Linked DNA regions of Homo sapiens: region 2 is linked to region 1. A link is an interaction called in ENCODE POLR2A ChIA-PET data of the cell type or tissue named here. Cell type or tissue: PC-3. All regions are shown on one strand.

Region 1 (8,000 bases):
GGGAGGCTAGAGTCTGAGCCATGCACAGAGCTCAGTCCTGACATCAGACACCAAATCAGTCATGCTGCACTCTGGGTCTCAGTTTCCTTCATGAAGGCGTTAGACCAGAGGGTCTCTAAGGGCTTTCCCCAGAGTCACGGATCCTCTTACTCCAGCTGACCCTCCCTCTGCTTGGGCCAGATGGAGCCCCCATCCCAATCTCCCATGCTGTCTCATCTTGGAGCCTGTTCCAAGGTCCCACTGCCTGCTTCCCTATGGGGGTTCGCTGAAGGCCATCTCAGGCCTTTCCCCTATCTATATCTTGCCTCTGACATTTTATAAAAAGGGTCCACCCTGGGCCTTTGAGTTCTCTCTTCTTAGTGCTTGGATCAGACATCTGGGCTTGAGGTTAGCTGAACACACAATGTTGACCAGGATTGCCCTCTTAATTTTTTTTGGCAGGGACTTATGGCTCCACAAAGATTCTTTGCATTCCAAAATTAAGTCCCTGGGCTCCTTAGCCTTTGACCTCTGAATGAGATGCTCCTGAGGGCAGGACATATGTCTCCTCCCCTGTTCATCATCAGCTGAGAGCTTTCTTGGAGAAGGACTGGGGTCTCCCCATCTGGCATCTACCTGGGACAGGTGAAGTCTTCTCTCCTCCCCACCATCTCTTGCACATAAACAAAACAACTCTTTGATCTGGGTTCCAAGCAGGATACCAGCTCACTAGCACAAAGCCCAATCCTTGAGATGAACAAATCAGGATGTTCTTGGGTAAGACCTGTAATGGCATGTTCTTGTCTGTGGAAACAAAGTCCAAATGCTGTATTGTCTGATTACAAACTACAGCTGGTGGCCTGGTGAGGTGGCTCATGCCTGCAACACCTTGGGAGGCTGAGACGGGTGGATCACGAGGTCAGGAGTTCAAGAACAGCCTGGCTAAGATGATGAAACCCCGTCTCTACTAATAATACAAAAATATTAGCCGGGCACGGGGGTGGGTGCCTGTAATCCCAGCTACTCAGGAGGCTGAGGCAGAGAATTGCTTGAGCCTGGGAGGCAGAGGTTGCAGTGAGCCGAGATCACACCACTGCACCCCAGCCTGGGCGACAGAGTGAGACTCTGTCTGAAAACAAACAAACTACAGCTGGCTGTCCTATTCTTAGTCCACAATCCCTTCCTCCAGGTACTTTCTCCCCTTAGTCACACAGCCTCTGAAAAGGGTTTGTGTCCCAACCTACCAGAAACCTTTTTAAAAATCTATTCACACACACACACACAAGTTTTATCAAGATAAATCCTCCATACCACGGGATGGGCTTTTACATTTCTCAACCGGAAGTTTGCCATTTCAGGCTGAATCTCTGCAATCAAGATTCCGTTTATCTCACTTGGCTTCCTGAGCCAGGACTCAGGTGTACTCTCTTCCCTACCCCAGGAGCATCTTCCAGCAGCTTCCCTGACCTGCTTGTACAAATGCCCCCTTCCAGCTGCAGAGCCACAGGCCACCCATGGCCGGCAGTGGTGTCCCTGCTTCCTGCTATCAAGGGCAGAGAAATATTAAAGTTCAATCTCAGAACACCCTGTTATCTGGTCAAGAAATTTTTAAACTACTTTTTATAGTAAAAAATTAATATGAACACAGTAAAAGAAATTCCAGTGGCACAAAAGGTATTGAGATGTTTGCCTCTCACTTCAGACCTTTAGTCCCCAAACCATCCACACCGAAAGGGAACCGCTGTCAACAGTTTCTTACACATTCTCCTAGAAATATTATATAATCTAGAAACATTATGTAATAGATATCCATTAACTGTATTACATATGGGAGCATACTATGCACATTTTCTGTGCTTGATTCTACCTACCCCCCTCCACCAATTAAGAATTTATTTGGAGATCATTCTATTTCAGGACATACTAAGTTTGGCTAATTGTTTTTATTCAATAGTTAATGTTAGTTTTAAACGGATGTGAGATTAGGCTGAGCGCGGTGGCTCACGCCTGTAATCCCAGCACTTTGGGAGGCCAAGGCGGGCAGATCGCGAGGTCAGGAGATCGAGACCATCCTGGCCAACATGGTGAAACCCTGACTCTACTAAAATACAAAAAATTAGCCGGGCTTGGTGGCGGGGGCCTGTAGTCCCAGCTACTAGGGAGGCTGCGGCAGGAGAATAGCGTGAACCCGGGAGGCGGAGATTGCAGTGAGCCGAGATGGCGCCACTGCACAGACTCCATTTCTCAATAAATAAATAGAGGTGAGATTAAATTTAGAAAACTGCACAGATCTTCAGTGTTCCATCCAATGATTTTGACAAATGCTTACATCTTAGAAACCACATCCAAATTCCACAAGCCTCCTGCCCAGAGTTCTCTCTGCCCTTTCAAGTAACACTTCCTGCGGCAACCACGTTCTGATTTCTGTCACCATGGATGAGTTGTGTCCGTTGAACTTCATAGAAATGGAATCATACAGGAGTATTCTTGGGTCTGATTTATTTTGTTTAATGAAATACTTCTGAAATTCATTCCTGTTGTTGTATATCTGTTCATTTTACTGTTGCTAAATAGTGTTCCTTTGTACGAATATACCACAGTTTGTGTCGTCTCCCATTGGACACGTGGGCTGTTCCAATTTGGGGCTATTATAAATAAAGCCATTATAAACATCTCTGTACAAGTTTCTTTTGTGAGCATATGTTTTCAATTCTCCTGAGGCATACCTAAGAGTGAGCCCCAGTCTTTTTAAAAGCTGCAAGGTTTTCTTTTTTGAGATGGAGTCTCACTCTGTCACCCATGCTGGAGTGCAGTGGCGCGATCTCGGCTCACTGCAAGCTCCGCCTCCCGGGTTCACGCCATTCTCCTGCCTCAGCCTCCCAAGTAGCTGGGACTACAGGCGCCTGCCACCACGCGCAGCTAATTTTTTTGTATTTTTTAGTAGAGACGGGGTTTCACCGTGTTAGCCAGGATGGTCTCGATCTCTTGACCTTGTGATCCGCCTGCCTCGGCCTCCCAAAGTGCTGGGATTACAGGTGTGAAAAGCTGCAAGGTTTTCTATTGTAAGTATGCATCACAGAATAATCAAATTCCCTATTGATGGGCGTTGGGTTGTTTCCAGTGGATTGCTAATGCTGTAATAAGCATATCTATACATACATCTTTGTGCACCTATGTAAGAATAGTTTCTGGCCAGATGCGGTGCCTCACGCTCTGTCACCCAGGCTAGAGTGCAGTGGTGCAATCTCGGCTCACTGCAACCTCCACCTCCCTGGTTTAAGCTAGGTTTACATGCTGGGTTTAAGTGCTGGGATTACAGGCATGAGCCACTGCGCCCAGCCCCAAGAGTTCTTTTTTTATTAATTTGTAAGAAGTCTTTATGTATTTAAGAAATTAGTCATTCAGCTGTCATAGGGATTTTTATAATATATGTGAAGATCTGCTGAGGCTACTTTGTTTATTCTTCTTTTTCATTATTTTTGCCTCGCTATTTTCACATATTTTTCCATAAGAATTTCTAAGTCAGCTTCTTCAGTTCCAAAAAAAAAAAAAAAAAAAATGGGTTGGCATTTATCTCCCTGGCTATCTCTCCTATTCCTCTTCCCCTCACTCACTCCAGGATTTCCTGACTTCAGCAATATTGACATTTTGGACCGAATACTTCTTTGTTGTAAGAGGCTGTTGTGTGCACTGTGGGATACCGAGCAGAATCTTAGCTTCTATTAATATTTAGTAGAGGCCAATAGCAACCCTCTCCCCTTCCAGGTGTGACAATGAAAAATGTCTGTAGACATTGCCAAATGTCCCCTGGAAGGCAAAATTGCCTGTAGTTGAGAGCCACTGACTCACTCTGACCTAGAACCCTGGCCCCTGCTGTCTGGAGCATGCGGGGTCTCCTCCTGCTCCCTCACTGCTCCAATCTTTGCTCAGTGGTCCCTTCTCAGCCTAGTTCAGATGACAACTCCCTCATCTGCTCCACACTCTCTCTCTGCAGCCTCCTGGACTTTTCTCTATTGTACTTTTCATCTTCTGACATACTATGCAATTTACTTTTTATTTGGTCTGTCTCTCCGACCTCTGTAAGAATGTAAGCCCTATGAGAACAGGGATTTTTGTCTGTTTTGTTCACTCCTGTTGCCAACCCCAGAGGGTCAGGCTCTGGGAAGGGGCTCCTTGGAACAGCTCTAGGCTCTTTCCTTTAAGAAGAGGGCTGATGCTCGTCTTTGAGTTCTCCCGTGGGGGCTGGCGACACACAGGCTGAGGTGACCTTACCTTACCTGGCCAGCTCCCCAGCCTAACAGGAAGGGCCATACCAGATGGCCCCTCACCCTGCGATGTTTTCCCTACATGGTCCAGTGGAGGAGGATGTTGGAGGAGAGACTGTTCCTTGGCAGGCTCTGCGAGGACAGAGGGGGAAAAGGCTCTCCTTCCCTTCCTCTGTTTCCTGACTCTTCCACATGGGCCACCCCCGTCCACAGTGCAGGAGTGTCTGGGAGACCGGGAGGCACAGCTGAGCTCCAGGGTCTCCTCGCTGGGTGTAGTTCCTTGCCTGTGAAATGGGCACAGTGACCCTTCTGAGCTTCTGGGGGCTCATGTCAGCCATTGCGGCTCCTCCCCACGCTGTCCTTTTCTGCAGTGCTTCTGAGGATGCCTACCAGGACCACACGAGTCCCAGGTCCACCCCAAGGCACCCTCCAGATGGGGCTGTAGCTGTGACCTGGTGCCACCCAGGGAAGGAGTAAGACTTTTAGAAGCACCAAGCACCAAAATGATTATGTGGCCCCCTCCCTCTTCTTGCATAAGTCAACAGAAAACAAGACTGTGCTTGTGAGGAGACCAGCGCCATTGACTGTGGAGAAAATGCTATGTAGGGTCCTGCCTGCCCCTCTCCCTGCACTGTCTCGGGTACCCCCTCCATGCGGCCACATGGGAGAATACCGGGTGGGGTGTAGAAAACAGCTCTGCTCAGAGCCCAGAGACCTCGTGGACAGGGCAGGTCTGAGGCTTGGTGGGCTGGCCCTGCAGGGAGGCTGGGAGCAGGCTCCCGCCCGCTGCTGGGTTGCGGCAGTGTCCCGCGGTTCGCCACTTCACATTTATAGCTACAGCGCTTCTCAGCTTACTGTCCCTGCGGTGGGAGGCCTGGCTCTCTGGAAACCACAGCTGTGGTTTGCTGGGTGCCTGCCTGAGTGCTGAGCTGTGAGGGAGGCTCAGAATTTTCCCAGGATGGTGAGGCCCAGCCCGCAGCTTCAGGCTTGCCCTGGTCTCTTCCTGGAACCTGACTGAGGCTGGAGGGAGCTGCCAGCATATTGAGGGGCCCCTGGCACCCCTGCTCTAATCTGGTGTTCCAGCAGGAGCAGAACCTTGCCAGAGAGCGGGATGCTCCTCAGGCCATAGTGGGACTCCTGAAGGCAAGGGAATGGACGGAGGAGGTGAGGGAGTCCTGAGGCTGGAGAAAGAGCAGGAGCCAGGGGACAAAGTCCTCTTGGCCCCTGTGGTGCCATAGCCAGTGCTGTTTTCAGAGCCACCAGCTCCTCCCCTGCTGCCAAGAGCCTGGGTGGGCCTATCTGGCCGCTTACAGAACCAGGGCTGGGCTACCTGGAGCTTGAGGTTTAATGTGTGCACGGGAAGCCTCCAGATGATTTCTAAGCTGCCAAAGCTGCTGCTCTCAAAGTCGAATTTCTTTCCCTGCTGGGTTCCACAAACAGTTCCTCTGCTGGAGTGGCTGGTCCTGTGCCATCCCTGCCCCACAGTGTGACGTGGTGGGTCTTCTCTGCAGCTGACGCCCCCTTTGGCTGCTGAGGACTCTGAGGCTTGCAGGGGTTTGTCTAAATGGAGGAGCAGGACCAGGACTGGAACCCTGATTCCAAAGCCTCTGCTCTTTGCATTGCGCCATGGGGCACCTGTGCATGATCCGAGCTAAGGAGTGGGACCCTGCTGGCTTGACAGAGGCCTGGGAGAAGCAGGGCTTAGCTCCTTCTGTGCACCAGCCATCCATCTTCTGTGCTTTGGATCAGGTAAGGGACAGATCCTGCGACAGACTGACTCCCGGCCTGCCCCCTCTCCTCTCACAGAGCCCTGGCTCTGGCCTCCTTCTCACTAACTCCAGCGTCAGGGAGGGAGGGAAGGGGCCAGTCTGAGACAGGCCCCTGTGATGTCTGGAAGCTCAAACCCTGCAATCGAGGGAAACCCCAGAGAGCAAACAGGGGAGAGGAGGTGGGGCAGGTAGGGCTGTGATTACCGGGTGGGGTGTAGAAGGAACTGGTGCAAGGACAGGACCCACCTTGGGGAGGTGAGATGGGAGGGCTGTTACCTAAAAACAGACCTGATTTTCATATAAATAGAACACCTATTCACTGTGTTTCTTTTTTTAAAGTTAGGATTTCAGTGTTTTCTTCCTTAGCAAACATCCCTGGCATTTCAGCCTGGGGTGGTTTCAGCCCAATAACATGGGCACTTGGCTGGTTCAGGTCATGATGCCCTTAATCCGGGGCTGAAGCAGTGTGCAGTATGTGTGTGCGTGTGCGTGTGTGTGTGTGCAACTGCAAAGAGCAATTCAGTTCTACATTTACTGACCCTTGGTTGACGCTTCTTCTGTGCTGAGAGATGGGGTCACAGAGAAGAATCAAGCTCTGTCCCTGTCCTCAAGGATACAGCCTAGTAAATGGGGTTAGCTTGGTCTGTGTGAATCAGCAAAGTCTTCATCGGATCTATTCTAGGCAGAGTTTTAAAGACAAATGGGAGTTTTCTAGATTCTTGTTTTTTTCTTGCGCAAACAGTTACTGAGCACCTACTACATGCTATGCATAAAACTAGCAACAGAGAGACAGGACACAGGTCCTCCCTTGAGAAGTCTAGCCGGAGACAGTGATAAGAATAGTAACAGCACAATGTCTTGAGGGTTAAAACAGAAGCATGTGTAAGATGCACCATTGGCTGGAAGAGGGAACCATCCACGTGGGGACGTGAGAACAAGGCCCTGTGCAGGGAGTGGGCTCGTCCTCTGGTGTGGCTGAGGCAAGGGAGCAGTGCAATGTGCACCAGGAGAAGAGGGGGGCTGGGAGACAGGCACTGGGCCTGAGCTTCCTTAGGCCTAAGGGCTCAGCAAGTTGCCCAAGAACATGGGACCACCAAGGAATTGCTGAGGCACAGCCAGGAGCAGGCCTGGCGGTCTCGGGCCAGTTGCCTGTGGATGCGCTGTGTGGTCCAGGGATGTTAGGACAACTCAGTCCCAGCTCTGACCTCCTCACTTATGACCTGAGTGGCCTCGGTCATGCCACCTCTCTGAGCTCCATCTGTTCATGTCTCAACTGGAAATTGTGATAACACTAACCACACCCCCTTGGCAGAGTGACGGGAGGAGTAAATGAGATGGTGCATGAAGGGCCTGGATAGAGCAGGTCCTGAAGCGCCTGGATGAAAGGATGCTGTTCTGCCTCCCCCGCAAGGCTATGGGGAGGTGGGACTGGGCCTGGGAGGGCCGTGTGGAGAAAGGGCAGTTGGCCCTCCTGACTCCTGCTGGTAACCCAGGTCCACGAGCAGGGAGCCAGTCCCACTCTGGCTCTGTCTAGGGTGCCATTGTGGGGCTGAGGGGTGGTGCTCACACTGGAAGAAAAGCTTAGTTGGCCTAGGCCTGGTTAGCCAGGCTGTCCATGGAAGCCTGGCCCCTTCACACTCCTTGGATGTTTTTCTTCTTCTTCTTCTTCTCTGAATTTAGGCCCCTTTGGGCAATAGCAGCCTGTCTGTGACAAGTGTGCCGGACAACCAGGGCTTGGCCCATCTGACCCTGGGACCCTGGTCAGGTCCAGGGTAGAGCAGCATTTGGGAATCTTCGAGGGTGCAGATGCTCTGGGATAGACCTGCCCAAGGTCTGGTCCAAGGACGGTGCTCACCTCTGCTTCCAGGCCCCTGGCTCAGCCCCGAGGCCCAGGGCTCAGGTCGGGCAAAGCGGTAGCATCTCAACTGCTCCCACACCATCCGTGGTCTTCCCGAAACCCTGGTGCTGACTTGGCCTTCGTGGAGGC
Region 2 (8,000 bases), 250 kb before region 1:
CTGCACCCGGCCAGCTTAGCATAGTGTTTTTGAGGGTCATCCATGTTGTATTTTTCGTTCATTCCTTTTTATGGATGAAGAACATTTAACTTTATGGTATCAAAACACATTTTTTTTATTCATCTGTTGGTGGACAGTTAGATTGTTTTAACCTTTTGGCTATTGTGAATAGAGCTGCTGTGTTCACTGGTGTATAACATTTTGTAAACAAATGGAAACGTTTTTATTTGAACACCTGCTTTTACTTCTCTTGGGTACATATTTAGGAGTGGAATTGCTAGGTCATGTGATAATTCTGTGTTTATTGAAGAATCACCAAACTGTTTTCCACAGTGGTTGTACCATTTTTCATCCCCACCAGCAATGTATGAAGGTTCCAATTTCTCCACAGCTTTACCAACATTTATTCTCTATTTTTAAGAAATGGCTATCCTAGTGGGTGTAAAATGGTATATCTCATTGTGCTTTTGACTTGCCTTTCTCTAATGACTAATGACATTGAATATCTTTTTGTGTGCTTTTTGGCCATTTATATATCTTCAGAGAAATGTCTATTCAAGTCTTTTGTCCCTTTTTAAATTGGGTTGTGTTTTGTTGTTGAGTTGGATTTTTAAAGCTTTAAATTGCAGAAAACACTAGCTTACACAAAAAATGATTTTCTTTTTTTTGAGGAGGAGGCTTACACAGCTGGAAGGTAAAAGGAGTGATTTGTTTAGTTCCAGGAATTCTAACAATGTGAGGAGGGCTCTGTGTCCTCTTTACATCTGTCAGCTGTGATTTCCTCAAATTCGTTGCAGAGGTTTCTTTTACTACAGAGTGGCAAGGCGACCTTCAGTAGCACCACATCCATCTCATTCCTGACCGACAGTGGAAAGAAATCTTCCTAATACCTTCCATTTTAAAGGAATAACATTAGGAGAAATATCTAACGTAGATGACGGGTTGATGGGTGCAGCAAACCACCATGGGACGTGTATACCTATGTTAACAAACCTGCACGTTCTCCACATATATCCCAGAACTTAATGTATAATAAAAAATTACTTTTATATTTATTTATTTATTTATTTAGAGACAGGGTCTTGCTCTGTTGCCCAGGCTGGAGTATAGTGGTGCAATCACAGCTCACCACAGCCTTGACCACCCAGGCTCAAGTGATCCACCCACCTCAGCCTCCTGAGTAGCTGGGACTGCAGGTGTGCATCACCATGCCTGGCTAATTTTTTTTTTTTTTTTTTTTTTTTTAAGATGGAGTCTCGCTCTGTCACCCAGGCTGGAGTGCAGTGGCGAGATCTCAGCTCACTGTAAGCTCCGCCTCCCGGGTTCACACCATTCTCCTGCCTCAGCCTACCGAGTAGCTAGGATTACAGGCGCCCACCACCATGCCCAGCTAACTTTTTTGTATTTTTAGTAGAGACGGGTTTCACCATATTAGCCAGGATGGTCTCGATCTCCTGACCTCATGATCCGTCCGCCTCGGCCTCCAGCTAATTTTTTTGTTTTTCATAGAGACAAGGTCTCCCTATGTTGCCCAGTCTGGTCTTGAACTCCTGGGCTCAAGCAATCCTCCCACCTCAGCCTCCCAAAATGTTGGAATTACAGGTGTGAGCCACTACACCCACTCTCTAATACCTTTCAGAAAATGTCCAGGGAGAACCTAGTTTAGATTTCATGTCCAGATCTTAAATGATCATGGTAGCCGATGTTATGGGTAGCATAATTTGCTGAGTCTAGGTCATGTACCCACTGATGTCGTCATGGTGGCAAGTCAGTGTTGGCCCTGTCCTAACCACAGGGAAGGGGTTCTCTACAGAAAAGTAGAGTTTAGATCTGAGAAGGTAGTTGAGAATGAGTGCCGTATAGTGAATAATAGTAGATTTTTACCCCATTTTACCCCTTTGTCTTTGGTTGTATATATATTCACATACCATTCTAATTATACATATAGTTTCAAAAATGCCTCTGCTTCTCCAAACACAACTATACTTTATATATATTTTCAAAAACAGTTCTACCTCCTTCTTCCAAAGATAAATATCTGTGTTTTGTGTCCTCCATGGCCACCCCTAAGAGAGGTGCAAGGAGGATTTCATTCCTGGGAATTACCTACTTTAATAGCCTGGGTATTTACTGAAGGACTGAAGAATTACAGGCACCTATTTCCAGGCTTGGCATTTTTAAGCAGTATTTAAAACCTCAGTTGACATTTGATGATTCTGTGGCATAATAACCACATCCAGAGATCTTGTCTAAACCTGGACCTTGACTCTTGATCCTCATCTTGTGGTTTCTATTTCTTGCCAATAATCTATTCTGGCTTTTCCCCATCTCCCAAAATAATGCTTTCACTTTGCTGTCTGCTTTGAACAATGTGAAAGACTTGAAGGGGAAAATGAAGCTAAATAATGTGGCATTTCCCCCAAGATTATAACCTACTGGATGCATTTTTATAAGGGATATGATGCTTTTGTCTGGCAAAGAATACCTAGAATATAATATTTGAGAGAGAATCAGACTTCCCAAATTTTCTGGCTCATCCAAGACCCAATATTTTATTTATTCATTTAATCATTTTTTCAACAATTTAAAAAATTGATGGATAATAAGTTACATAGTTTCAGGGCACACATGATAACTTAATACATTCATATAATTTGTATACATCACATCAGTGTACTTGGGATATCCATCACCTTAATATTTGTCTTTATCCTAGAAATGTTTGAATTTTTCTCTTCTAATTTGAAATGTACAGTATGTTTTTGTAAACTATAGTCACCCTACTCATCTGTTGAACACTGGAGCTTATTTCTTCTCTCAACTTTATATTTGTATTGATTTATCAACTTCTTTGAATCCCCTACTTCTGCTACCCTTGCTGGCTTCTGGTAACCACCAATCTACTCTCTACCTTCATGAGATCCACTTTTTCTTAGCTTCCACATATGAGTGAGAACACGTAGTATTTGTCTCTTTGTGTCACTTAACATAATGACTTCTAGTTTTATTTATGTTGCTGCAAATGACAGGATTTTATTCCTTTTTACAGATGAATAATATTCCATTGTGTATATATACCACGTTTTCTTTAGCCATTCATTCGTTGATGGGCACTTAGATCGATTCCATATTTTGGCTATTGTGAATAGTGCTGCAATAAACATGGGCGTGCAGATAGCTCTTTGATATATTCATTTCCTTTCTTTTGGAGATATACCCAGGAGTGGGATTCCTGGATCATATGGTAGCACAATTTTTAGTTTTTTGAGGAACCTCCAAGCTATTCTGTGTAGTAGCTGTACTAATTTCCATTCCCACCAACAGTGTACAAGGGTTCCCTTTCTTCCACATCCTCGCTAGCCTGCGTTATTGCCTGTCTTCTTGATAAAAGCCATTTTAACTGGGGCGAGATGATATCTCATTGATTTGCATTTCTCTAATAATTTGTGATGTTGAATATTTTTTATATGCCTGTTGGCCATTTGTATGGCTTCTTTTGAGAAATGTCTACTCAGATCTATTGCCCATTTTTAAATTGGATTATGTTGTTTTTGTTTGTTTGTTTGTTTTTGCTATTGAGTTGTTTGAGCTCCCCATACCTTCTGGTTATTAACCCCGTCTCAGGTGGTTAGTTATATTTTCTGCCATTCTGTGGGTTTTCTCTTCACTTTATTGATTATTTCCTTTGCTATGCAGAAGTTTTTAGCTTGAAATAATCCCATTTGTCTATTTTTACTTTGTTTGCCTATGCTTTTGAGATCTGACATAAAAAAATCTTCACCCAGACCAATGTCCTGGAGTGATTCCTCAATGTTTTCTTCTAGTAGTTTCATGGTTTGAGGATTTAGATTTAATCTTTAATCAATTTTGATTTGCTTTTTGTATATGGTAAGAGAGAAGGATCCAGTTTCATTCTTCTGCATATAGTTATCTAGTTTTCTTGGCACCATTTATTGAAAAGCCTATCCTTCCCCCCATTATATGTTCTTGGTACCTTTGTTGAAGATGAGCTGGCCGTAAATGTGTGGATTTACATCTGCGTTCTCTATTCTGTCCCATTGGTCTATTCTGTCTGTTTTTATGCCAGTGTCATACTGATTTGGTTACTATAGCTTTGTAGTAAAATTTGAAGTCAGGTAGTGTAATGCCTCCAGCTTTGTTCCTTTTGCTCAGATTGCTTTGGTTATTTGGGGTCTTTTGTGGTTCCATATATGTCTTAAGATTTTTTTCTATTTCTGTAGAGAATGTAATTGGATTGCATTTAATCTGTAAATTGCTTTGAGTAGTATTATAATTTAACCAATATTAAGTATTTCAGTTCGTGAATCTGGAATATCTTTTCATTTTGTTGTGTCCCTTTCAATTTCTTTCCCAATATTTTAGTATGGTATTTCTTTATCTCTTTGCTTTTGTCTTCACAAATTTTAGCTTAGGATGCAGAATTTGGCCTTTTCAAATTCTGACTCCCAGTCCTCAAGGATTGCAAGGTATGGGTATAAAGATTTTTCTAAAAAATGAAGTTTCATTATTCCCTCTCTGCTTTTAGATAGTATAGCTTGGACTGAACTTCTGCTTTTCTCATATAATATTATTTGAGGCCACAAGTAATGTTCAATATCTTGCTATTTTTCTTGGGGCTGAGTCCAAAGATTTAACAAATCATTGGATAGCCAGTTGCATTTCTACTGTATAACAAAACTTTTCAAATATTATTTAGGGATGGGAATAATTATCTCCTCTCTGTTTTGCACCCCACACTATCTCAGCTATTTTCATATGTTAGAGCCTGTTACTTAAATTATCTGATTCTTAGGTATAAATGACTCAGGACTTTTTCCTTTGCAGATGACAGAAACCCAACTCAAAACTGCTTTAACAAAATTAAAGTGGGTGGTGGGGAGTGCAGATGTGTGTTTCAGAGGAGGGAAGATTATCTCCACATCTACAAGTACATGCTAGATTGGGCACTGATGGACAGAATCATCAGTTTATTAGTGAAGCATAACTTGTGTGAACGAGACAAGCTGGCTCAAGCATTTGAAGATGCTTTTGAGGTACTGAGGCAACATTCAACTGGAGATCTTCAAAACTTACCTGGTTTTCATCAGTGATTGTACCCATGTCAGAGGAGATTCCAACTGCTATGGAATGTTGCTTACAGAGGAATCTATTTATAATTGGAGAACTTTAATAAATAATGCTGCAGACTTCTATTTTGAAGGAACCATTCATTGATCTTTGTGGAACATAACTGAAAGCCAGCTGGTGCAGTCTGCTGTTTTCCAGCAACAGGGAGGACAAGGCGGGAAGCTTCTCTGACTGTTTGAATAACTTCACAAATCTCAGTATAATCCCAAGATGGCATCTGCATTCAGTAAGTAGATAAAACCAAAGGCAGTTTCCAGTTTGTATCAAAAAATGAAGAAAAATTTGCCAAACTTTGAGGAATAAGAAAGGGCAATAGGAAGACCATGGTCTATCAGAAAATGGCCAGGGAACTGAGGAATTATGGAAAAACTCAGGAAATCAACAAAATCTGGAGAAAGCTCATTTACCAATGAGCTTCAGTGGGGCCATTCTCTGAAGATCTCTCCATCTTGTTTCTCTGAGAAAGAGATCGTCTACTCACAGTATGTTCAACTGATCAAGAACATCTCAGTTTAAGTAATTGGAATGCAAACTAAAATTTTACATATGCCAGTTACCATGAGCTTAGTCACCATGATTGCTAAATATACTCTCCCATTTCATCATCTTTTTTGGCATTAGAAATCCCTACAAGCTTCAGGATTTTTCTCTTAAAGCAAATACTGAAGATAAAAAAATTAGCTTCATTCAGGCTATCTTTTATCAAATAGCACATAATTTATACAGACTTGGTGGGAAATTCTGCCAGTGAACAACTTTGTTGTTTCAAATCATCAAGCCCCATTTGAAAGTATGGACTAAATATCCTTGCTTTTACTATTCTCTATGCAGCCACTTTCTTCTAGGTTAACAATGCCAGTGCAGATGATTTGATTTATGTATTAATTTAAACATTTTCCTGTCTTACACTCAGGTGAAAAATCATTTGGATATATATCTGATGGCTTTACAAAAATTATTTACAAAAAGTAATTGCATATAATACAGTGTTTATGCCAAAGTATGTTTATGTCTTAAAAACTTTAGTGGAAATGTGTATTCAGGTCCCTTGCTCATTTTCTAATTGGGTTTCTTGTTTTCTTAATATTGAGTTGTTGGAGCTCCTTCTGTATTTTGGATATTAATCCCTTGTCAGATGTATGGCTTGCAGCTGTTTTCTCCCAATCTGTGAGTTGTTTCTGCATGCTGTTGGTTGTTTCATTGGCTATGCAGAAGCTTTTTAGTTTGATGTAATCTGATTTGTCTATTTTTGCTTTTGTTGCCTGTGCTTTTGGGGTCACATCCAAAAAACCGTTGCCCAGAGAGTGTCATGTAGTTTTTCCTCCCTGTGTTTTCTTCCAGTAAGTTTAGAGTTTCTGGTATTACGTTTGAATCTTTAATTCATTTTAATTTGATTTTTAGTTCTATATATGGTGTGAGATAAGGGTCCAATTTTATTGTTCTGCAGGTGGAAATTTCATTTTCCCAACACTATTTATTGAAGGGACTGTCCTCTTCCTATTGCGTATTCTGGTACCTTTGTTGAAAATCAATTGACTGTATAGTAGTAGGTTAATTTCCAAGCTCTCTATTCCACTCCATTAGTCAATGTGTCTGTCTTTTTTTTTTTTTTTTTTTCCAATACCATGTTGTTTTGATTGCTATAGATTTGTAGTATACTTTGAAATCTGGTGGTGTGATACCTCCAGCTTTGTCCTTTTTGTTCATGATTGCCTTGGTTGTTTGAGGTTTTTGTTGTCCATATGAATTTTTGTTTTGTTTTGTTTTTTGAGATGGAGTCTCACTCTATGGCCCAAACTGGAGTGCAAGTGGTGCAATCAAGGCTCACTGCAACCTCCGCCTCCCAGCTTCAAGTGATTCTCGTCCCTCAGCCTCCCAAGTAGCTGGGATTACAGGTGAGTGCCACCATGCCTGGCTGATTTTTGTATTTTTAGCAGAGATGGGGTTTTACCATGTTGGCTAGGTTGGTCTCGAACTCCTGATCTCAGGTGATCCTCCCACCTCGGCCTCCCGAAGTGCTGAGATTCCAGGTGTAAGCCACCATGTCCAGCCCCATATGAAGTTTTGGATTTTTTTTTTATTTCTATGAAAAGTGATGTTGGGATATTCATAGGGATTGCATTGAATTTGTAGATCACTTTGGGTAGTATAACATTTTAGTAATATTAGTTCTTCTGAACCATGAACATGAAATATCTTTCCATTTATTTGTGTCTTATTCAGTTTATTTCATCAACACCTTATAGTTTTCGTTGTATAAGTCTTTTGTCTCCTTGGTTAAATCTATTGCCAATTTCTTTTTCTTGCTTAATTGCTCTGTCTAGAACTTCCAATTCCATGTTGAGTGGGCATTGTTGTCTTGTTCCAGATCTTGGGGGAAAGGCTTTCAGTTATTCACTGCTGAGTCACTGTTAGCTGTCAGCATCTCTGGATAGCTTTTATTGTTGAGCTACCTTTCTTGTATACCTAATTTGGTGATTGTTTTTATGGTTAAGGGATGTTGAATTTTGTCAATTTTTTTCTGCTTCTGATGAGATAATCATATGATTTTTGTCATTTATTCTGTTAATGTGGCATATCATTTATTGACTTGCATATGTTGAACCCTCCTTGCATTCCAGAGATAAAGACATTTCTCAAAAGAATACATATAAATGGCTAACAGATATAATGAAAAATACTCGATATTGCTAATCATTAGGGAAATGCAAATTAAAGCCATAATGAGACATCATCTCATACTGGTCAGAATGGCTTTTATCAAAAATATGAAAGATAAATGTTGTCAAGAATGTGGAGAAAAGGGAACAATTGTACAATGTTGGTGGGAATATAAATTAGTATAGTCAATA

The links. Peaks named below come from ENCODE experiments on the same cell type or tissue, not always from the same donor. Only the 100,000 strongest peaks of a DNase experiment are listed, where the experiment ranks them.
Region 2: POLR2A ChIA-PET joins it to region 1 with 13 read pairs; 3 of 35 experiments call an interaction of 5 or more read pairs at or near these places.

What each region holds. Positions count from the first base shown.
Region 1 is chr17:6,674,708-6,682,707 of GRCh38, reverse strand. No RefSeq gene overlaps it. Among named protein-coding and RNA genes, the nearest start is that of MIR4520-1, 23 kb to the right of the region's middle. RefSeq lists an enhancer at 5,198-5,958. In PC-3, no CTCF peak of the experiment used is centred here; a DNase peak (open chromatin) is centred at 3,277; H3K4me3 peaks cover 429 bases; H3K27ac peaks cover 1,359 bases.
Region 2 is chr17:6,925,204-6,933,203 of GRCh38, reverse strand. It overlaps the pseudogene SPICP3. Among named protein-coding and RNA genes, the nearest start is that of ALOX12, 67 kb to the left of the region's middle. In PC-3, no CTCF peak of the experiment used is centred here; no DNase peak of the experiment used is centred here.